Linked DNA regions of Homo sapiens: region 2 is linked to region 1. A link is a loop called in an ENCODE intact Hi-C map of the cell type or tissue named here. Cell type or tissue: ascending aorta. All regions are shown on one strand. Links, peaks and the distances in the headings refer to the core of each region. The heading gives the core; the rest is flanking DNA.

The links. Hi-C counts contacts between places; a loop is a spot of excess contacts. Peaks named below come from ENCODE experiments on the same cell type or tissue, not always from the same donor. Only the 100,000 strongest peaks of a DNase experiment are listed, where the experiment ranks them.
Region 2: it touches region 1 in a loop (5-fold over the local background); 3 of 110 quality-filtered maps call a loop at or near these places.

What each region holds. Positions count from the first base shown.
Region 1 is chr13:48,812,531-48,824,634 of GRCh38, reverse strand. No RefSeq gene overlaps it. Among named protein-coding and RNA genes, the nearest start is that of FNDC3A, 160 kb to the left of the region's middle. In ascending aorta, for the core only: no CTCF peak of the experiment used is centred there; a DNase peak (open chromatin) is centred at 5,814; H3K27ac peaks cover 2,203 bases.
Region 2 is chr13:48,879,422-48,891,525 of GRCh38, reverse strand. LOC107984559 (a long non-coding RNA gene) reads right to left here. Exons shown (of 3, transcript XR_001749987.2): 2 at 11,443-11,600. Among named protein-coding and RNA genes, the nearest start is that of FNDC3A, 90 kb to the left of the region's middle. RefSeq lists an enhancer at 6,885-7,124. In ascending aorta, for the core only: no CTCF peak of the experiment used is centred there; no DNase peak of the experiment used is centred there; H3K4me3 peaks cover 372 bases; H3K27ac peaks cover 1,860 bases.

The DNA.
Region 1 (12,104 bases), core at 1,931-9,930:
TTGATTGGTTACAGCTTAGCGTTTGCCTCATTGGAACATGATCTGATAAATTGGCTATCTGCAATTGATGACAGCTTAGCTGCTGTGATTGGCTGAGACTCAGCTACCTGTTACAAAATATACTACTAAGTTAAACATTCAGTTTAACTTAGTATAAAAGTATACGAAAGTATACTACTTTTACAAAAGTATACCATTACAAAAATATACTAAGTAAATATACTACTAAGTATACTACTAAGTCCACTTTTACAAAAGCATACTACTAAGTAAGTATACTTTTTACAAAAGCATACTACTAAGTCAGTATACTTTTTACAAAAGCATACTACTAAGTCAGTATACTTTTTACAAAAGCATACTGTTACAAAAGTATACTACTAAGTTAAACATTCAGTTAAACCAAAGTATACTACTAAGTTAAACATTCAGTAACTACTAAGTTAAACATTCAGTTAGTTATGCACTTAGTTAGGCTGCAGTTCATTACATAAGGACTCAAGTATGGAGGCATCCTCATGCCAAATGTAGTTTAATTTAACATCAGTCTACAGCTGAACAGCATCATGGCCCCTGTAGTGCAGGCAGGAGTTATAGGGTTGCCCCTCACATTGATGCAGTAGGAGGAACAGTGTGAAAAGGGCAGAGTTAGCACTAACATACCAGGAACCATATTTAGTCCAATGCCTGTCTTCTCTAGCCTGCAGCCCATGTCAAAACCTTGTCCACTTACAAGATTGTACTGCTTGTCACTAAAGAAAAAAAGAACAGTCCTTCTGCTTCTCAGCGAATGAGTTGATTTTATTCCTTCTCATTTGCAGATATATATATGCAAACACAAACATATAAACAAATGTGTTACTCTTTCAATGATCTGTCATCTGTAAACAGGCACACTAATGTTGCAAACCAATTAAAAATTAACAATGCGGCCGGGCGCGGTGGCTCATGCATATAATCCTAGTGCTTTGGGAGGCTGAGGTGGGCGGATCATGAGGTCAAGAGATTGAGACCGTCCTGGCCAACATGGTGAAATCCCGTCTGTACTAAAAATACAAAAAATTAGCTGGGCATGGTGGCGTGTGCCTGTAGTCCTAGCTACTTAGGAGGCTGAGGCAGGAGGATTGCTTGAACCCAGGAAGTGGAGGTTGCAGTGAGCAGAGATCGCACAACTGCACTCCAGCCTGGTGACAGAGTGAGGCTCCATTAAAAAAAAAAAATTAACAATGCAGCATCACTTTGAAGGCAAAACCAAGTTTTACCTTCTAGTAACTATTTGAAATCAGAGTATAATCACTCAATAAAAATAACTCAACTCTGATTAATTTTAGTAAAAGTGAAGGGGCTAATAATATAATACTTGCTAGAAATAGTTGGAATTGTTGCCCCGCAAATTACCTTAAATTTCTGTATGTTTCTGCTGCCAGACATACAGTGCTGACTGAACAACTGGAATGGGAGGGCAGAGCCTTAGGCTGGGACCTGTGGTGCAGCTCCAGCTGTGTGCTGTATTGCTGCAGCATCCCTTCCTTCTCTTCCCTTTTGTTACACCATCACCTCTCGAATTCCTCAGTTTTACTAGGAAATTTCCAGCTGGATATGCCCAGGACTCCAATTTTACACCAACTTAAGCAAGTGGCCTTAAGAAGGAAGATGTGATACACACTTGCTAGACCAAAAACGTACTGAGCCATCAGAGATGTTCTGACGCCCGGTGTTTTGAGTCCTGTTTGGAGTAAATTCAGTGTCATCAAATTTCAGGAGTGGAACAGACCTCAGAGACGCTAGAGGGGGTTTGGTGCATACCCACAAAATAAGAATTAACCATCCCTGGAGCAATGCTCCTCTGAGCAAGGCTCTGTGGAGCCTGACCTCTGAACACCAGCTGTTGTCATCTGTTAGGGTCCCCTAGTTTCTCTGCCTTACTTGGCTTCAGAGCAAAAATGTTAAAAATTGATCAATGGCCGGGTATAGTGGCTCACTATAATCTCAGTACTTTGGGAGGCTGAGGCGGGAGGATTGCTTGAGCTCAGGAATTTGAGACCAGCCTGAGCAATACAGTGGGACCCTGCCTTTGTTTTTTATTAAAATAAATTGAAATAAATAGATAAATAAATAAATTGATCAATGATGAATACATGAGAATTCCATTTAGCACCTCTTCCATGTTTATCTGTATAGCTTCTTTTTTTTTTTTTTTTTGAGACAGAGTCTCACTCTGTTACCGAGGCTGGAGTGCAGTGGTGCAATCACAGCTCACTGCAGCTCTGACTTCCCCAGGCTCAGCTGATCCTCCCACCTCAGCCTCCTGAGTAGCTGGGACTACAGGCATGCCCCACCATACCTGGCTAATTTTTATATTTTTGTAGAGATGGGGTTTGCTCAGGCTGGTCTTGAGCTCCTGGGCTCCAGTGATCCACCTGCTTCAGCCTCCAAAAGTCCTGGGATTACAGGTGTAAGGCACCATGACCAGCCTACATAGCTTCTTTATGTGCATTACTCTGTAGTTGTTATAAAATTGTGTTTTAATACAATTTATTCAATATCATTAAATTATTAAGTAAACAGTTATTTAAAATAACTACCTGTGGCTTCTACTGCAGCTTTGTTTTTCCTCACCGGCTCAGCCTCTTCCCACTCAGTTTCCCCATTCAGTTTCTACATACTTCTCTCTACTGTTGACACAACTGCCATGATTATTTATCAGCATGAAAAAATTTCACCTTTAAAAGATTTTTCTTTTGATGATGCATGTACCCAGGACCAAATCTTGTCCTCTTCCCATGTCCCCTATTCTTGAGAATAACACTGTTATGAGTTTTTAATGAGTTTGGGGACTTCATCTAGTTGTGTGAATCATAAGCCTAGAATCTCATTTCTATATCAGCTACCAAGCTCTGTTTACATTTATACTCCTAAATGTCCCTTGACTCTGTGCACTTTGTCGCTTTCATTTCCACACTGGTTTAAGCCACAATCACCTCCTAATTGGTTTCATCATCCACATTGTGAGCCCCCTCTAATCTGTCCTACACACTGGAGCCAGAGTGGTGCTTTCAATACAAAAATCTTTTTATATTACGAACCCTTTTTCTAAATCCTTGTGCTTCTGCAATCAGCCAGCCTGCCTGCCAGCAACAGCCAGGCCTGCTGATGGAAAGCCCCTAAAAGGACGTAACAGAGAAATCCTAGGTTCTGCAACAGAGACTCAGAGAATCCTCAACATAATCCAGCAACAATTTCACCATTCAGATATTGGACTTCAGGCCTGGGCCATGAGGGCTGCTGAGTGGCAGAACTGCTGACCTCATGTGGGGTGGGAGAAGAAATCCTGGATACCCCACGGTACAGTGACTTTCACATTTAAAGACTTGGTCACTCTGACAAGTGCTGGCCATGGCTGACACCCCAAGACACAGGAGAAACAGAAGGGACACCTGGAAGGCCTTGCACCCCCAATGGTGTCTTTCATCCATGCTATTCCCATGTCTACTCTAAGGCTCCAAAAAGCTTGTGAGGGAAAATGACTGGTGCCCACAGTTTTCACGCTTCCCATTCTCAAACCCAGTCCTGACCTTCTTGTTTCAATCTAAGAGATCTTTCAATCCATAGTTCTTAGGAGAAGACAAACTCCTTGGCAAGATGTGTAGCTAGGTTTTCAGGCTCCTGTCCAGCCCACTTCCCCTCACTCACTCTGTGCAGGCACAAAGACCTTCCAGTTCTTTGTGCTTGCCATCAAAGCTTCCTCCTACCCCAAGGCTATTTTCTTAGCCTTGGGTGCTCTTCTCTGTTCAGCTAAATATCCTCCCTTCATTTTTCTGATCTCAGTTCAAGTACCATTTCTTCAGGGAGACTCTCCTGACCTGCTTAACTAATCAGCTCCCATTCGTAGTCTTGTGTGGCCTTTTGCATCTCCTCCTAACATTGGTCATCACTGCAGTTTGTCTTATCTGTGTAGTTCTTATTAATATTTGTTGTTCCAGGAGAGCAGGGGAATGATTTGTGTATTATTATTTCCCCTGTGTCTAGCCCAGTGCTTGGCATGGTGGCACTCAATAAATTTAGTGAGTGAATTAATGAATGCCCTTGTATTTGTTATAAAGAGGAATCATTGCACAATTGGCATTTCTTCTGTTTTTGGATAGAGTTTGGCAGTCTGTCAACAAGTATTTATTGAGCTTGAATGGGGCAGAATATACTTTGTTTTTGTATTTTTTAACAGTCCCATGGTATGTGATATGTGAATGCTGTGTTGTGATTCTAAGGACGACAAATAAGGCATAACAAATAGAATCTGATCTCTTTTATCTCCTAATGAGATATGCTACAGTAAGATAAGTAGCCAGAGACCAACAAGCCAGGAATAAAACTACTTCCAAAAAATAACATAGGACAAGTTATGTGATGTGGCTCCAAATGATGGAAAGAAAGTTATCAACAGCTTCCTCTTCCATCAGCAACTTTGCGCATTTTTGTTAAGGATTTATTTGGTATAGACAAGTGCAAAATGACATGGTGACTCACCACAGGTAATACAGAGTAAGCATTACATAATACATCCCAGATCGTTGCAGGAGCTGGTGTAAGTTTTTGTCTCCAGGAGACAGAAAGGCTATACCTATTCTGCAGCAGGGCTCTGGAGAGGGAGGGTCAGCGTTTGTAGGCGTGTGGCACAAAAGAAGTGAGAGTCCTATTCCTATTCTGCAGGTTGATGCTGGCTCAGAGAAATGCCACTCTTTTTACCACTCTTCTGTGTGGACTCCATTACCATGACCAAATGATTGTGTAAAAGGAAAAGTGATTTGAGGGGAATTGAAGGCAGCAGACTTGTTTACCAAATGTTAACTTTGGTCCTAATACCAAGTCACTGATAGGTGCCATGTGCCACGATGTGGCTTTGTTTGCCACAGCAGGCACTGTGAAGAGTAACCTCAGTGAAGACTCCTGGCAAGGAGGTTTGCCTGGCACGGAAGAGCCAGGAATGAAGGCTGGACTTTGAAGCCTTTCCTGAACAGCAATGGGGCAACAGTGAAGTGAATGAATTGTCACCTTATAAATATCTGATGACTATTAAATGGCATGTTTGTCTCACTAGAGAAATACCATGCATCTTAAGAGCATTTTTGCAGAGAACATGCTGTTTTGTTGACCTATAAATCAGAAGCTTAAGAAAAAAACAAAACCTTTATTTGTCCCAGATGTGTACTAGAAACCCAATGTCCTAATCTGAGGAACCAACTCGGTGCCTGGGAAGGTAATGTCTCATTTAGACTTCTTCTGCAGGGGATGGTGATAGACTGTCTTCACACTTCACATCCGTGAAATATTTTGCAGGTTATGAAATTGATTTGAAAAATAGTTTTAAAAATCCCAAACCATTGGTGATTTAGCCCCAAATTAATATCTTTTCAAAAGATGTGGATTAAAGGTGAATAAAGGTAAGCTGGGGGGTTATGAGATATAATAAAAATGTGGGGTTACGAGAATGGTGATATCAAAAGGATTAGTCATGGATTTTGAAACACAAGATAATGGGTAGGAAATGGTGGTCATCTGTTGTGTTTGGCAGCCCTACATCAATCTCCTTTCCATAGCATCCTGATTTCATTTAAGGGGATTAGCTTTCTCCCACATGTGTCTTCTTAATGGCAGAGAGAGTACATCCCTGCCTCTAAGGAAATGGAAAAGAATCCATGCTCTTTTGCCGTGGGGGATGGGCACATGATCTGGGCTCAACCAATTGGATTCACCATCTCAGGAACTTGAGTCTTGAGCAAGTGCTGAAAGGATGGAAGAAACAGGCCATTTGTATCAGGGATGGGGCAGTGTTTGACCAGTCCATTCTGCTGTGTGGCTGTAGCTGTGTTCTTACTGCCTGGTCCTCCAGTGCCATTAGTTCCAGCTGGTTTTAGTTGCTTAATGCCTGTTACTCCAGCCTCCTGTTGATTTTCTGAGCCCTTATGTTTCTCCAACAAATTCCTTTGGCTTAAGACAGCTAGAGTTGGTGACTAATATACAGATGATAAATTCCCATAAAGGAGGCTGTTAAAGTGGTAAGAAAATAAAAACTTTGTCCTTCAATGACTCAGAAATAATCCCTTTGGATTTGTTCATGCCTCAGCCCTGCATTCTGACCTCAGATCTCTGCCCAATAAGCAATCTCTGGCTGCCTGAGATAATGATCCTATAGTGGCCACCATTAAGGTGGTAACTTCAACTCACCTAAGATATGAAATATAAGATAGGAAGAACTGAAGATAGAGATGATAAAATATAACCAACACATAGTATTGATACTTGTGTGTCAAGTGTAATGATATTTAATAAATGCTTGCTAGTAAAAGCTCGTGTCATGTCACAGAGAATTTGTTACATTGGAGAAACTGACATGTAAGTCTTATGCATTTGATTTAAAATGTGTATTTGAATTTAGGCTTCTCATATAAGCAAAAACAGCATAAGAAAAATGGACTTGGCCTATAACCAGTATTAGACTGTTTAAAAGAGCTTAACATTTTAATTCATTCATTTTACAAAACCTTCTAAGTATTTGAAGAAGCTATTGCTTCTTCTGGTTGTAAGCCAGAAGCCATTTAGGCATTTGAAGGGCTGAAAAAATGAAATGCATTATTTTTATTAATGAGGCTTAAAGTGTTAAAAGGTATTTGATTAACTAATTTTGAAAGGGGAGTTCCTTGTTACAGATGCTTAGAATGTTTGATGTGAATGGATCAGATATAATAGCCCAATAACATTTTTAAGTTAAACCTCAAGTCCTTAAAGTAAACAAGGTTTTAAATTTGTATTTAATCAACTAATTTGATTTCTATCTGATAACGATAGTGTTTTCTGTGTACAAGTCCCCTCTGATATCAGAATACTCATGTTGACAGCTCACAAACCTACATGTGAAAGCTCTGGACTGGATTAGGCTAGAGTTCTCCCCAAGAGACATCAGTTTAGGATCACATAGATGGAGGCTTGGAGAAGGCTGCCCAAAACACAACTTTTCATGTAGGAGACACCTGGCATGCTGAAAGTTGTGCATCTACTCCTAAGCTGGCCTTTATCCTGACGATTGTCACCTCTGCATAAAGTTCCATACCTCTCTCTTCCAAATCAATTTGTTTGGTTGGTTTTCTGGCTACTCCCAAAATTAGGCTCTGAAATTCTCCACTTTCCCAATGACATAGCCTGTCATTCCTTTCACCACACATGCGCTCCACTTTGCAGGTTTGGAATCATTGTTTGCTGCTCAGGTTTGCTATGAAATAGAGATGGTTTCACTTTCACATCTGGTATCTTCAATTTTGCAGCTTGCTCCTGGCTCTCTTCTTAGCATCTATTATAGTGTTGTCTCTTTTTCTCATCTCCTCTCCAAACCTTGACATTTTGCTAAATTTTGGAATCAATTTCTTCAGAAGTACGTTGTGAGATTGCGTGTTGATGGCATTAGATAAAAGAGCACTGCATTTTGTGTTGCATAGCAAAAAAAGGATGGCATTTGTGTATTTTGGAGTATTGTGAGATGAATGAGCTTCCATATAATTGCAGAACTGAAGTGACAGGGACTCTTCTAATTTTTAAGGCAGGAGGGAAAACAAATTTGGACTAAAATAGGCAGACTGGAGCTGAAAGGCATCCTATTACCTGTGCATTAAGGCAGCCAACTAATCAATCTCAGACAGTCCCGCCAGCTCACATCTTCCAGGTCATCTCTGTCTTATCACTCCATTGTGTAACTCAGGACAATTTATAGCCTGCCTGTGGTTGCTTTGTGTTTATGTTTTTCGGAGTGTGTGCTGAAAAGCTCTAATTCAGCTCTTTTTGTTGAGTTCCTCATGTGTGCATTTGTTTTTTGTTTTTTGCTTTGATTATTTTGCTATAGGGAATTTACTCTGATCTTGTAACATAGGCAGATTATAGTTGCAATTTCATTTGAAATTGATACAAATATGCAAACGTAGAGTGAATGAGGAAGTATTAGATGTATTTGCTTCATCCTGCTTCTCCACCTAGGGAAAATCAATCCATGTTATTTCCACACACTCAAGATACTCTTACATATATTACAGTACCTCTCAAAATGAACTGCCTTTTCACTGAGAGCTTTTGTTTACATAGGGGACATGAATAGTTCAAAAGCCATACTAATAAAATTATACTGCAAGGACTTAGGATAATGTATTCTTTGGGAAAATCATATAATTTTGGTATAAAATTTAAGAATTATAACCAGTGAATTATTTACAATCTTGACAGTGGTAATCTGTATTAAAAAAAAATTGGCCAAGCACAGTGGCTCACACCTGTAATCCCAGCACTTTGGGAGGCCGAGGCAGGTGAATCACCTGAGGTCGGGAATTCAAGACCAGCCTGGCCAACATGGTGAAACCTCATCTCTACTTATATTATTTTTCCCCTTTATTTATGATACCCCACCATTATGTTTAGTATGTATATGATATATAAAAATATGTATATATGTTTTTAGTTTTATAATTGACATTATGCTATAGATCTCACTGTCTGTAGTGCGATCAGAATTTTACTTTTTTGTTGTTGTTGTTGAGATGGAGTTTTGCTCTTGTTGCCCAGGCTGGAGTTCAACGGCATGATCTTGGCTCACTGCAACCTCCACCTCCCGTGTTCATGCAATTCTCCTGCCTCAGCGTCCATGTAGCTGGGGTTACAGGCATGTGCCACCACACCTGGCTAATTTTGTATTTTTAGTAGAGGTAGGATTTCTCCATGTTGGCCAAGCTGGTCTCGAACCTCTGACCTCATGTGATCTGCCTGCCTCGGCCTCCCAAACTGCTGGGATTACAGGTGTGAGCCACTGAGCCTGGCCCAGAATTTTACTTTTTTTACTTAACACTAGTTTCAGGAGCTCTATTCATGTTGCTTTATGTACCTCCAGTTTATTGTTTCTGGCTGCTGTATAGTATTCCATATGAGCTTCAGCTGTATTTTATTTATCCATCCCTTGGTTGCTGATGAGCAGCTATTTTGCCTCCCAGTATCCCTTCCCTACCATGAAATAAAATGCTGTGATGAACTTCTTTGTACCTGTCATCTTTGGATCTATGGATACTTTCCTCTGGGTTTAGACTCAAGAGTGAAACTAGATGTACTAAATTTCACTAAGTTTTGCCAATTTTTTTCTCCAGAATGGTTGCACTGGTTTTATGCTTTCACAAGCAGTGCATGAGAAAAGCCATTTTCCTACACACTTGCTAATATTGGCTATTATCTAATTTTAAAAATATTTGCCAACTTATGCATAGTATAAAGGAGTATTTTATTCTTTTTTCAATTTGCATTCCTACAATTGCTAATGCAGCTAAACATATATTTGTTAGCCATTCTGATTTCCCCTTTTATACATTGCTTATTGACATCATTTACCTGCATTTCTTTTAGAGTCCCAATCTTTTTCTTATTAATTGACAAAATTTCCTTGAAATATTAATCTTTTATGGTTTTTAACATTGCAAATATTTTCTCCCAATCTTTTATGCAATTGTTAAGTTTTTCTGTCATGCTATTTGTTGAACAGAAATCCTTAATATTGATGTAGTCAAATTCATAATTTTTGCCTAGTGCTTAATTTTTTTGGAATCTTGCTTGGGAATATAGTCATACTCCAAGGCCACAGAGATAGTCTCTGGTACTTTTTCTATTTATGTCTTTAAGCCATTTGGAGTGTTTCTTTATATAGTAGGGATAAATTTTATTATTCTCTCTATATAAAAAAGGTCAGAATTTTCCAAAGTATTTTCCATGGAAAACTAATTATGTGAGATATGAAATGGTTAAGAGAAAAAGAGTTTTCTGGTCCAATAAGTTTGGGATAAATCTGGTTAAACAGATTTTTATCTTACAGATCTTTTCAGAGTCTTTACTGTGCTAATATATATTTCGAATATTAAGGAGTGGGCAAACTACCAGTCCATGGGCCAAACATGGCCCACAGCCTGTTTTTGTACAGCTTCCAAGCTAAGAATATTCATTATATTTTTAAAGGGTTGTGAAGAAGTGGAAGGAGGAGGAGGGAGAGAAGGTGAAGGGAGAAGAGGAAGAGGAGAAGAAGACCCTATATAACCCACAAAGCCTAAAATATTTACTATCTGGTCCTTCACGGGACAAATTTGCTGATCCCTAATCTATAGTATGCCAAATGGCCAAAAATATATTTATCCCAGAATCCTTTGGTAGAAGAAGTTCTCATGGTCTTCAGCTTTCTTTTTTTTCCTTCCTTCTTTCTTTCTTTCTTTTTTTCTTTCTTCCTTTCTTTCTTTCTTCTTTCTTTCCTTTCCTTTTTTTTTTTTTTTTTTTTTTTTTGATGGAGTCACACTCTGTCACCCAGGCTGGAGTGCAGTGGCACAATCTCAGCTCACTGCAACCTCCATCTCCCAAGCAATCCTCCTGCCTCAGCCTCCCAAGTAGCTGGGATTACAGGCACGCACCACCACACCTGGCTAATTTTTGTATTTTTAGTAGAGATTGGGTTTTGCCATGTTGGCCAGGCTGGTCTCAAGCTCCTCACCTCAGGTGATCCACCCTCCTCGGCCTCCCAAAGTGCTGGGATTACAGGGTGAGCCTCCGTGCCTGGCCGATCTTTGTGTTCTGCAAGGTAAACACCAGGAAAAATTAGTCTGGGCAAGATGGACACAGTATCAACAAAAGCATTAATCTGGTAAATTTCCAGTTAATTTGAAAGCTGTAGAATCACGAAATTATTAAAGTTAGATTAATTGATCTTAGTGGCCAGTCTGTTCCAACCTTCTACTCAATGCCAATCCAATCATGACAATGTCTGATGTTTCTTTTCACTTACACAACCATAGAAGGGAAACTCCTTTGAAAACAGAACTCCGCATTTTGCATTTCTCTCCCTGTGACTGTTCTGCCACCTACACTTCAGTATGTTTGTGCCCCTGCTTCAACCCACTCATTCGGAACTTTAAATTCCATTTTAATTTTTCCATTGCGTCAGTGTTGCTAAAAATACTTCATTAATGCGTCTTATATTTCACAGCCTGGGTCTCTTATTATTATTTTTTTTCCTGATGTTTCTTAAAAGATCTAAGATCATTTTCTTGTCCTATGTTTTAAAATATACTTTGAGAAAAAGAGATCAGAAAATATTTATGATGTGAATTTCTAATAGCTGAAAAGAATTATGGAGTGGAATAGCCTAAGAAGAAAAAGAACAATTGACCAGGGTATAATATGCAGAAGTTTAAAAACTGTGTATTCTGAAAAAGCTTCTGCACAGCAAACAATGAACAAAGTGAAGAGGCATCCTACAGAATGGGAGAAATTATTTGTGAACTTTCTGTCCTATAAGGGATTAGTAACAGAATATATAAGAAACTCAAACAATTCAATAGCAAAAAACCAAATAATTCAATTTAAAAAATGGGCAAAAGACCTGATTAGACATTTCTCAAGCAAAGACATACAAATGGCCAATAAGTATATGAAAAAATGCTCAGTATCACTAACCATCAGAGAAATGCATATCAAAATCACAATGAGATATTATCTCACCCCAGTCAGAATGGCTATTAGAGAAAAGTCAAAAAGTAACAAATATTGGTGAGGAGATGGAGAAAGGGAAACGCTCCTACACTGTTGGTGGGAATGTAAATTAGTGCAGCCACTATGGAAAATAGTATGAAGATTCCTGAAAACACTAAAAACAGAACTACCGTATGATCCAGCAATCCCACTGCTGGGCATATATCCAAAAGAAAAGAAATCAATATATTGAAGAGATAGCTACACTCCCATGTTTATTGCAGCACTATTTGCAATAGCCAATATGTAGAGTCAACCTAAGTGTCCATCAGTGGTGAATGGATAAAGAAAATGTGGTATATACACACAATGGAATATTATTCAGCCATTAAAAGAATTTCCTGTCATTTCCAGCAAAATGGATGGAACTGGAGGTTGTATGTTAAATGAAATAAGCTAGGCACAGAAAGATAAATATTGCTCTCACTCATATGTGGGAGCTAAAAAAGTGGATCTTGTGGCAGTAGAGAGTACAGTGGTGATTACCAGAGGCTGGGAAAGGAAAGAGGTGAGGGGAA
Region 2 (12,104 bases), core at 2,820-10,819, 66 kb before region 1:
ATCACTGCCCAAAAAATACAACCCTAGGAGTCTTGTGGGAGAGGAGTTTGATATTTTATGAAGTATTGATAAGATGGGCATGAAAAGAAGTGCAATGTCTGATGGTGTTATTCCAAAGTTTGACTCACTAGTCTTAATGGGAGCAATAGGTTCATCTTGACATCAGGTAATGACACCATTACCTGAGATGAGAATGTGGAGAGAGCTTTTTAAATGTCTTGCATGGACTTTCACATCAGAGTTAATACCCCTCATCTCCACTGCCTGCAGTGAAGCTTCTTCTTATCAATCTAATGTAGTCCAACTTGGATGATGGGTGATTGGTCTTTAGCAGTTGAATGATGGGTTCTAAACGGGAGAACTGATCCTGATCTTCTGTGGTCAGGGGCGCACCCAATGATGGTGACATGGCATCCTTCGTCTTGCACCACGTTTTTGGTCTCAGCACAGAAGTGTTCTTCCCACAAAAGGAAGTTTAAAATGCCCCTCCTCTTGCCACTGTGAGTGTTGCTTTCCACTGAGGAATGCAGCCACAGGTGCCGAGATTAGGAAGGTGGGAAGAGAGCTGCACCATCACACAGTGGGTCCATCTGCTTCAGCTGATGTCAACTGTCTGGGAGTTCCTAAGTCCTCCAGCATTAGTGGCTCATCTGTTTCATTATAATTTTCAAATTAAAATGGTTCAAAATCCTCTTCTACTTATGATGGGTGTCCCAGAAGCCTTGAAATATCTCTCATGGTTTAGGGAGTTTATATTTCAAGTCATTTCTGAATCAAAACTTCTGCTTCATCTGAATTCTTTTTCACCTCTCTTCTTATTATCCCCTACATATGTTGTCCACCTCTTCCCCCTAGCATTACACCCTATTAGGAACTGCCCGATTCCTTCATCCTCTGAAGCCCCACTGATCTGAGTCGGTGGAGGGGGGTTACATCACAGCAAACAACTTAAAACAGATGTTGAGCGCTCCTGATCTTACAAGTTCTTTGGCCATTCCTGCTCAAGTAAATTTCTCACTGGCTCTGTCCTTCACAGACCTCTTTTTCACTATCTTATTGAACTCTCTTCTTATTCCTAAAGCTCAACTTCTCTCTCACTATATTACTGTAGGGAATTTGGTTCTTTTTTGCCTCTGTCTCAAAACTCAGCTCTGGACTTCATACCAGACAGCTGGTTTTTGGAAGGAAATATGACAAAGTATAGCATTTTAAAAAATGTTTTCAGGACAACCATATATTCAACGTTCTCTTTCCAATGACGTATAAAAATTTTACTATTTTTCTGCTATCATATAGAGTTTAAGTTCTTTGGAAGAATGGACAGAGATGAAATATGAGGAGGCACAAATGTTGGAGTAATGGTATGTTTCATGGCCCTTTCCATAGGCAGTTCAGTTCACAGCATGGCTGTTTATTTCCTTCTGGGCCAGCAATAGAGCATCTTTCTGCTGCTTCACCTTTTAAAGGGCTCACCAGATTAGGTAGGCCCACCCAGGTTAGTTTCCCTTTTGATTAACTCAAAGTCAACTGAATAGGAACCTGATCATGGGAGTGATATCTCATCATAGTCACTGGTCCTGCCCACATTCAAGAGGATGGAACTATGGCAGGGCCTATTTATTAGGAGGTGGGAATCTTGGAGGCCATCTTAGAATCCTGCCTACCATAAATGATGACTGTCTTTCATCTTTCAGAACATATTAGGATATGATAATAAATATTAAAAATCAAATGCCTCACCAGAGATCCAATATCAAACTGGTACTAAGTCTTTTCTCTATAATGTCTTCCTGATTTTCTTTCTACAATTTGAAACATTGAACTGTTTTCTGTATATGATATAGGCTTCCCCAAAATTGAACATAAGGCTGTATTAGAAAAAGTCAATCTGACACCAGCCATCTGCAGAACCAAAGCATTTTAAGCAATGATTTATAAATGGGAGCCTGGAGAGTTTGAGGAATACCTAAAACTAAATTAAAGTATTCGAGCTATCAACTCAGAGGAGTATGGCTATATATTAGTCTAAAGATACAGCTGACTTAGTTGGTTTTTGTCCTAATGCAAGATGGATTACACAGGGAAATAAACTACAGTGAACTTGGAAAATGGTGAGGCAGAGTTGTTGGGTTTCATGATGACAGCCACCAAAATAGTTTTGTTTTTCACCCTGGCTTTGGTTTCCAGATAACTAAGCAACCTTCTCATTCAAATTTGGCTTTGTAAGTATCATGCAGAGAATTTACTGATGCATGGGCATGGGAATTCTGGTACTCTTGATTATATTTTGTGATTCTTGATTATATTTTATATATAAATATGTTTTATAACGGAAAATGATGAACATTCTAGTTTATGTATTATTCTTGCATTAATTTGATTAATGTTAATCAGCACCCTAGAGCCCAGCTCTCCCTACATATACCCACAGAACTGACCTTCTGGCTGTGAAGTTGAGGATTAGACTCTAAATGAGATGACCAAGGACGTTGTCATCCCCTAAGACCCTGACTGGCTCCTGGCCTAGACAACAATTCTGTCTCAACTTTCTCTTACTGCAGCAGGTTCAATTGATAACATGCGTTGAGAAGGCAATGTCAGTGACCTTAATGTTCTGAGCCAAAATCAGCTAGTGGCACAGGCTGACAACCTGAATATGTTTTTTAGCTGAAATGAGCAAGTGGTTGCAGCAGTCACCACAGCAACGGCGTGGCTGGAACACTTGGGAGCTTTCAGCAGAGTAATAAGGGCAGCTGTGAGGATGGCTTCAACTGGAATTAATAGCGACTAACTTTTAGTACTAGCCTTCTGGGAATCCTTTATATTTTTCCTAGTAAACAAAAGTACGCACTGTGATTGTTCTTCAACATGAAACCCTTCTCTTGGCTTTTATGCAATACTTCTACTCTTATTGCTCTTCTAGATTTTATAAATGCTAAGTAAATCTTCATAACAGCCTGCAATTTAAAGGGTGGGAGAAATGGAAAAAAAAGGAATTGGAGAATTCGTTTTAGGCTACAGAAAACCATAGCTTTTATCTAATTTTCAATTTTGCATTCCTGAATTTTTCATTTATAATCTTACTCACCAGGCTGCACTTATGTCCAAATTAAAAGAAAAGCAAAGTAAAATGATAAGGAGAGAAGAAAAGTGAACTCAGAGAGTTGTTTTGAGTCTATTCTATGAAGTCAGAGTTTTGGCCACTTGCTTAGTGATTGCATTTAAAAGTCAATCACAGCTTCACCTGCTTGGTTGTTAAGATGGGGCGATATTGCAGTTATCACTTTGGTAAATGTGAATAAAACATGCTTGACTGGTAATGTGAATAAAACATCCTTGACTGGTACTCTGGAAATTGTGCAAATTGTTAGGACTTTTATTAATAGGAGGACAGGTCTGAGGATGACAGAAAAGGAAATCTAGAAACAAGGTTTATTGATGGTATTTATCACCATCAGCAGAGACTAAAGCGAGGTACCGTATTGGTGAAATAGCCAGTGGCCGAGAGGATAGAGCCAAAGGTGATGACTGATTTAAGATTCTAGTGGTTTAGCACGAATACTAGTGTTTTTTATGGAAAATCCACCAAACTTCAAAAAAAATTTCATAAAGAAATATGTGTGGATGATACTGAGTTAAAGTTAAACTGATTTCTTTGCATCAGTCCTCTCTCTTTCCTTTGTGTTGTGGACTAAATGTTTGTGTCCTTCTAAAATTTATATGTTGAAGTTCTTACTCCCTATATGATGGTATTTGGAAGTGGAGCCTTTGCAATGTGATCCAGTTTAGATGCAGTCATGAGGGTGGGGCCCCCATGATGAGTTTAGTGTTCTTATAAGAAGAGAAAGAGAGACCAGAGCTCTCTCTTTGCCATGTGAAGACATAGTGAAAAGGTGGCCATCTACAAGCCAGGAGGAGAGCCCTCATCAGGAACCAAATCAGCCAGCACCTGCCTAGCCCCCAGAATGGTGAGAAATAAACGTCTGTTCTTTAAGCCACCCAATTGATGATATTTTGTTATGGCAGCCCAAGCTAAGACATCATACTAATTTAACTATAAATTTCCAAGAAGGCTGTGCAATATCCAGTGTTTCTCAAACTTATTTGAATAGGAGTTGTTTTTCTCGGTGATTCTGAGGGAGGGTGGGCGCAGAACTACCCTTAGGTAAGGCAAGAAAGGCACCTGCCTTGGGATCCATGCTTTAGAGGCCCCAGTAGGGCCCTGCTCTGGCTATGTCCCTTCCCACAGGACCATGGGGATAGTCTCACTCAGAAACATAGTGCCCCTTGAAACATCATGCTCTGGGCCTGCATGAGTTTCTATTCTAGTTTGTCCTCCAAAGAGTAGACTCCCCTTTCATCCAGGCCTGGGGGGTAACCAAGGGCCAGTTGTTTGCAGGGGTTTGGAGACAGAGCTGGATGTAGACTGCCGTATCCACACATCAACACATGAGGCGTTCTTGGTGGGGTCTGCAGCTGAGGATAGGCAGAGAAATGGAATGGCTGGGAAAAATTTCACCTTCACCATCAAGTTCCAATGCAGAATGCTATGGAGCCTAAGAATCCTACATTTGAACTTGGACTTCCAAGTTGTTATGAAGGTGTATTTACCAAGGTAGGAGGTTACTTTAACAGTTTGCTAGTTTGCTCAATAACTTTAAAATATTTAGATATATGAAACGTGGGCCTCTATTGGTACTATATACAACTTCAAGCTCTTCAAACATTAGGAGGGAGCCTGGACTACTGTACCTGAGGACCCAGGTCTGAAGAGCTTGCTTTAAAGTTCACTCTGCTGATATTTTCATACACCACTCTACACTCTATTTAATTGTGGCAGCCAGAATTTAGAGAGGCTACGCTTGTACTACAGGTCATCGATGTAGGGAAGTGGGTAGAGGGACAGCCAGATGTCAGGACAAAGGTGCTATGCTTCATGGCTGGCACTACAGATGAATGTGGTGGGCTTCCCAGCTTAGCCTAGGAACATGGCTTTCAAGTCTCTTGTGTATTTGATGTTTGATGATTGCTGCTCTGGACACGTAGTAGGTGCTCAATTAACATTTGCTGAATCAAGTACTGTTCAAATGAGATTTCCAGAGATCAAGAGGTTTTCACAACTACAAAATGAATAGACATATCTAGCAAAAAGTTAATTTATCTGGCACATCCAGAGAGTGTGATGGGTTTTTCAAATAACTAAAGTCTGGATCTTTTAAAGCATGAGGGGTCTTGGGCAACACTATTAGTGCAAACTCCTAAGATAATCACACTTGAAAGGAATCACCCTGTCAGCATCCTTTATAGGCTCCCTTGGGTTATCTTTATTCAAGAGAGAAATTTGAAAATTGAATTTTAATAATGCTCCAAATTAGAAGTATAAGGTGCAGCATCAATATCACCATGGGGCCTAGGGCACTGCCCTCCCCAAAGCATAGATCTAACTACAAGTTACCGTTCCAAATACCAACCTCATTTTACTTTAGCCTTTTAGGGCTTCACAAAATAGACAGTTATTTTATGCTCACTTAAGAGTACAGCACAGTTGTAGGTCAAGTGGAGGTGGTGGTGGTGGTAGTACATATGTATGTGTCTGTGTGTGTGTTTGCTGTGGGAGCAGGGGAAGTGCTCCGCTCGACACAATCATTCAGAGACGAAATCAGATGGAGGCTCTGCCATCTTCAGTGAGAGGCTTCCAAGGTTGCCCTGAATGTCAACATTCACGTAGCAGAGGAATAAAGAACACTAAGGATTGTGGCGGGGACCTCATGCTGGTGAACATCCCTTCCTTTGCTAAGATTTAATTGCAAGACTGCATCAAGCTGCAAAGGTGGGGGAGGAGCTGGCAGAAATAGAGTCCCTAGCTGCTCACCCACTTTTTAGCAGCAACTCTACCCTGTATGAAAGAGGAGCATGGACTTTTGATATACAGCCAGGTATGTCTGATAGGGATGGAAACCTTCCTGAAATGCATGAGTACTGCTCCTGAATGATGCAGAGAACATAATCCTTTCTTGAAAACTTAGTGCAGTTGTTTCCCAGTGTGTGTTCCTAGTTAACCTAATCCTGTGAGGTGCTCCCAAAACAAAACTAAACAAGACAAAAGTCTTGTGGTCAGAACGCCATAATTACAATTTCCACAAAGGGAACATTTTTGGATGTGAATTGCATTTTAACATATGTGACTCTTTTAATTCATTTCAGATTACTTAAATGGATGGATTTTTTTTTTAAACTGTCACTCTTCTACCTGTTTCTCTTCATCTTTCCCAGGTGCCTTTACAGCTGTGAAGTCAGAGAATGAAACATTTTGTGGGTGATGACTTGTAGTTCTGTGCTTCCTTTTTATCTGGCCCAAGTTTTCAATCAAAGAATCAAAAAAGAAGCTTCAAGGGAAAGAAGAACCTGTGTTTGTTTTAGGTATTTAATAGTTCTTTGTTGGTTTGCATTCTGCAGGATATCTAACACTATGTATACATATATATATATATAGAGAGAGAGAGAGAGTGTGTGTGTGTGTGTGTGTGTGTGTGTGTGTGTGTGTGTGACGGACATTCATTCCTGTTGCCCAAGCTGGAGTACAATAGCGTGATCTTGACTCACTGCAACCTCCACCTCCCAGGTTCAAGTGATTCTCCTGCTCAGCCTCCCGAGTAGCTGGGATTACAGGCATGCACCAGCACTCCTGGCTAATTTTTGTATTTTTAGTAGAGACGGGGTTTTACCATGTTACCCAGGCTAATCTCGAACTCCTGACCTCAGGTGATCTGCCCGCCTCGGTCTCCTAAAGTACTGGGATTACAAGCGTGAGACACTGCACCCGGCCCTAACACTGTTATATTTTTCTAGAGAAAATTTCTTCAGAGTTAGAGAAACTATCTGATACCACGAAGAAAAAAAAAAAGACAAACCCTGCTATGGCAGGTGCTTCTGAGCTTGAGTACGTATTTTAGCTTCCTACACATTGCACTGTCTATGATTTAAGAGTTTCAGATGACAGGAAGAGAAAGAAAAACTTCTGTTCTTTTCTAACAAGTATTCTTAGAAATGCCAACTCATTTTTCTGGAGTATATATAGCACAAGTTAACAAGAAAATGAATCACTTCCAGTACTATGTGGGAACTGTGACACTGTAGTAACACAGCTTACTTTCAAACGAGTGGCTTGAAAGCAGCATTCTCTATTTTTAAAGTTACAATTGGATTACCAAAGTGGGTGAGCAAGACTCTGAAGAGGGCTCTCACCTCAACTGAGTTTAGGGTTGTCCTCAAAGTTAACTGAACACATTTAATAGTAATATATGTAATTGTCATTGTGCTGTGTATTAGTCCATTTTCACATTGCTGATAAAGATGTACCTGAGACTGGGTAATTTATAAAGAAAAAGAGGTTTAATGGACTCACAGTTCCACATGGCTGAGGAGGCCTCACAATCATGGCAGAAGGTGAAAGGCACATCTTACATGGCAGCAGACAACAGAGAAAATGAGAGCCAAGTGAAAGGAGTTTCCCCTTATAAACCCATCAGATCTCATGAGACTTATTCACTACCACAAGAATAGTGTGGGGGAAACTGCTCCCATGATTCAAGTATCTCCTACCAGGTCCCTCCTGCAACATATTGGAATTATGGGAGCTACAATTCAAGATGAGATTTGGGTAGAGACACAGCCAAACCATATCGTGCTGGATGATAATTGGGTATAAGTGGTATTCAGTCCCACATATGAGTCTGTTTTGTCACAGCAAACCAAGCATTTCTAGAATTCTGGTGGGTATCATGTCCTGCCTGCCCTTTGTTAAAGAGAATCAACTCTGGGATCTAATTAAAGATAAATTTTATTTTTAAAAAACCAAATATTGCAATAGAGGAAAAGAGGCTCACTATTGAACTGAGCTCAATTCCAAATACAGTGTGGACAAGTAGGGATTTATAGCCAAGGACAAGGGTGGGGACCAGTGGATGGAAAAATTACTAAGAGGAAATATCAGGGGTAAGGGGGATTTTAGCTAAACTGATGGTAGTATTCTTATTGAAGGCAGGCTGGAGAGATCAGATTCTAAGAGTGAGGATAAGGAATTATTAGATATCAAAGATGGGGATTCTTGCTAAACTCACCTAACAGAATTTTTTTTTGTTAAGTCTTGGCATTGTAAAGATGGACACAGGAGTCTGAAGGTTGGAGCATGTTGAGAAGTAGCCTCAGAGGAGCCTGACCAAAGCTGGTCAAGGAGTGTCTTAGTCATCCCTGTATTCCACCTTTCCCCTGCCACAGTTCTCTTTTCTCCAAGCCTTATAACCTATACCTGCTGGCAGTTCTCAGGCCCTGCATCAATCCCAACTTAGGGCAAAAGGAATTGGAAAGATGACAAGTAGATTTCAGTGGATGCCTGCTCTGTTTGATTGGTAGTGGCTGCTAGAAGCTCAGAGTGAACAGAGTCTGGGTCTGGGCTCGCTCAGTGGGACAGAATGGCATGGGGCAGGAAAGACTGCAGCCAGCAGCACCTGGGATGGAACCAGGATTTAAGAAGCCTAAGATTTATACAATTTATACAAATGTATTACCATATGAACAGATTGCCAAGGCCTTGGAAAACACCTGTGGAAAGGAGAGGCCCTAAAGCTTAAGGTTTTTTAGCTTCCCAGTAAATTTGCCTTTGATCAAGTCACAAGCGTGTCATTCCTACTCTGGTCCTTTCTGGTCATATGTTTAATGCACAGAGAAAGAACTGGCTGATCATATAAAATGCGCTAAACCTACATTCCCAAGAATTGTAATTACAGATTATTATTGTCTTCATTTTAATTTTTTTTTACAATGATCTTATGTAAGTTTTATAACTATAAGAAAATGGAATCAGCTTTCTACTGTACATAAGTAGCCAAGGGGCTGTTTGGGCAAGAGCAAAGACAGCAGCACTTCTTGGAGACTCAGCGATTGTAATTCTGCTCCTACTGGGTAAATCCTTGTCTATGTTTATCTCATCTAGATGCTTTCATGTGGAATTCTGAAAGATGTTAGGGGCACATAGACACACAAAAACCTTTTTGGGAAATTTTTAACTTTTAGGATTTTGGAAATGTTCAGAAAAGTTGACAGCCAGACTCCAGTGTCATTAATATTTACTATGTCCCTTCTTTATTCATGGACATTCCAGCATCATTTATATCATCTTTGTGAACCAGTTCAAATGAAAAAGTCCCAAGATAGAACTCTCAATCATCCATGCGTGAAACAATATGTAATTAAAACTGACAATTGAAATATACAAATAATTCCATATTTTATGTAACTATTGTCATATGTTTCCCTACTTATCATTTACCAGAACTGGAATTTTCCAAGGAGGGGAAAAAATCATAACAGTTAACATTCACTGAGCACTTAAATTCGGTGCCAGCCACAATTCTAAGCACTCAGCTAAACTTCACAAAACCCTAGGTCATCGATAATATTGTCCCCATTTTATAGATGGGGGCAACTGAGGTACACGGGATCAGGAATTTGGCCATAGTTAAACATCTAGTAAGTAGCAGAGCCTGGATTTGAAATCAGGGAGTCCAGGGCCATCCTCTTTAATGCTGAATTATGCCACAGTGGAGTGATATGTAGAGAACCAGAATTCTAGAGCTGGGAAGTCAGATCTTGGATTGGGTATGCTGGGAAAGGAGACATGGCCTAAGACTCATGTGGGGATTTCAGGCTAGAACAGGAATCCCTGAGGGGCTGTGAGTGGGCCAGAGAAGGGCTGATGGGTCTGGTAGAAGCTTTAGAATGTGCTGGACTCTTCTGGTGACAGAGGCAGAGTGACTGGGCTGTTTGGTAACACATCATTTCCTGGTAGGGAAATTTGCACTTGTCTCATAAACCATTATACTTCAGGTATCCAGCTTTGCTGCCTTTTAAGGAACCCCAATGCTCTACCCTCATCTTCCTAACCTGTGGCTGCCCAGCTTGCTGCAGATTCCTTGATTTCTAGCTGGAATGCAAGATATGAATTAAGTAAAAATTCTCTTAAGCCCCTATCACTCAAGTTCTTCCCTTCCTCCTCTCCATTCTCCTTTCTCTTCTCCAGTAATCAAGGTATCTAATTATCATCATCATCATCCTCCTCCTCCTCATCATCATGCCAATGTTTATTGAGCCCTTACTGTACACCTGGTGAGGCATTAAGCACTTTGAACACATCTTCTCATTTAGCCCTCACAGCCACCTTAAATGGCAAATACTATTATTACCATTCTCACTGGACAGAGGAGTGTACTGGATCTTAATGTGGCCACTTGCTCAAAGTCACCTTGCTCTAGCTCAAAGAGCTTGTAAGAGGCAGAGACAGGTTTTAAACCCAGAACTGTGTGAGCTGAAGCCCAAGTTCTTAACCCCGTATCTTGTATTGTTAAAAGAATTAGTCTGTAAAGAGTTTGAGGCAAGAGTTGAAAAGGAGAAGACATGATAAGTCTAAAATCTTTTCTTACCACTATACAGGTGGCTGCTTCCTTAGAAAACAGTTTGTCCACACTTGAAGTCCAGAGTGCCTTCCTACCATTTGCCTCAGTTATGGCTTCATCATTTAGGATTATAGCCTCAGTTTCTGTCTGTCCCCCTTTATAGGTCTTGAGCTCCTTGAAAAAAAAAAAGATCTATGCCTTTTTTCTTTCAATCCTCTTTTATCTAGTGAAAGATCTGGCCCACAGTAATACTGAGTAAAATTTTGTTGTAAGCTAGCAATGTGAAAGTTCACAAGTATTAAAAGAAAAACGTCAGGCAAATTAAATTTAAAGGAGTTAAACTGAGCAATGAACGATTTGTGAATCGGGTAGCCCCCAGAATCACAGCAGATTCAGAGAGACTCCAGGGATGACTCGTGGTCAGAACAAATTTATAGACAAAAAAAGGAAAGTGACATACAGAAATCAGAGGTGAGGTGCAGAAACAGCTGGATTGGTTACAGCTATGCATTTGCCTTATTTGAACACAGTTTGAACACTCAGCAGTGTAGGAGTGGTTGAAGTATGGCTGCTGGGATTGGCCAAGACTCAGCGATTATTACAGGAGCATACCTCTAAGTTAGGGTTTCAATACCCTAACTTGTCTACCTGTTAGGTTGCAGTTCATCCACAAGGACTCAAATATAGAAGTACAGAGTCCTTCTCAGGCCATATTTAGTTTGCTTTAACACAAGTATTGCAATTAGAATACCTGGCTTTGATAGTTCATCTTGCTGCTCACAGGCTTCGCAATACTGGGCAAAGCATTTAACCTCTCTAGGGTCTGTGCCTCTGTCTGTGGGTCATGGGTGATTATATCTTTATAGTGTTTGGCGGTTTAAATGATCGTATGGATGTAAAGGCTCTTTGAAATTTGTAGAATACACGACCTAAGTCTGAGGTATATTGTGAGTATAGCCACTGCTTCCCATGTCAGCGGCTGATACAGCACCTTCTCTGATGCAGTCTTCTCACAGCATCCTGGGGCCGGCTGGCAGCTGTCTCAGTTGATTGGTCTCTGCAGCATCCAGCTGTGTTCCTTCAGGGGAGTAGGTGCTACTCATCAGTATTGCCCATGTTGTACGGATAATCTGCTCCATTTAGGGTTGACTGTAACAAAATCGATAGATCTGAGGTTGATATTCTTTCATGTCATCTGCCCACATTTGCACTAGGTCCTAAGGAGATGTTAAATGATCATAAATCTGGGTAACTATTAGGAAAAGGAAAGAAAGTAAGTGTCTACACAGGTTAGGGAGCAGATAATTGGCTCCCACACCATTGAAGCTTAAGTGTAGTAACTCATCAAAGCACTGTGTTCTTCCTGACAGTCTGTACCATCCACAATTAACCTGGTCTGCTAAACGCAGCAGAGAACATAAAAACCTCAGGAAGCTGACATCTTTAAAGGCTTTTAGAAAGCAATGAGTCAAGCATTCAAGAATCTCTTCAAGTTTCACATTCACTTCAAATTCAACATTCTCTTGCTTTCATTTTTTATTATTATGAAATTCCTCATTTTAGGGAAAAATCTTTCTTTTTCTATTCCTGAAGACCTTGTCTTCAATCGTAACAAATTTTCTCAAGGTTTTCTGAAGCCTTCAAACACCTAAT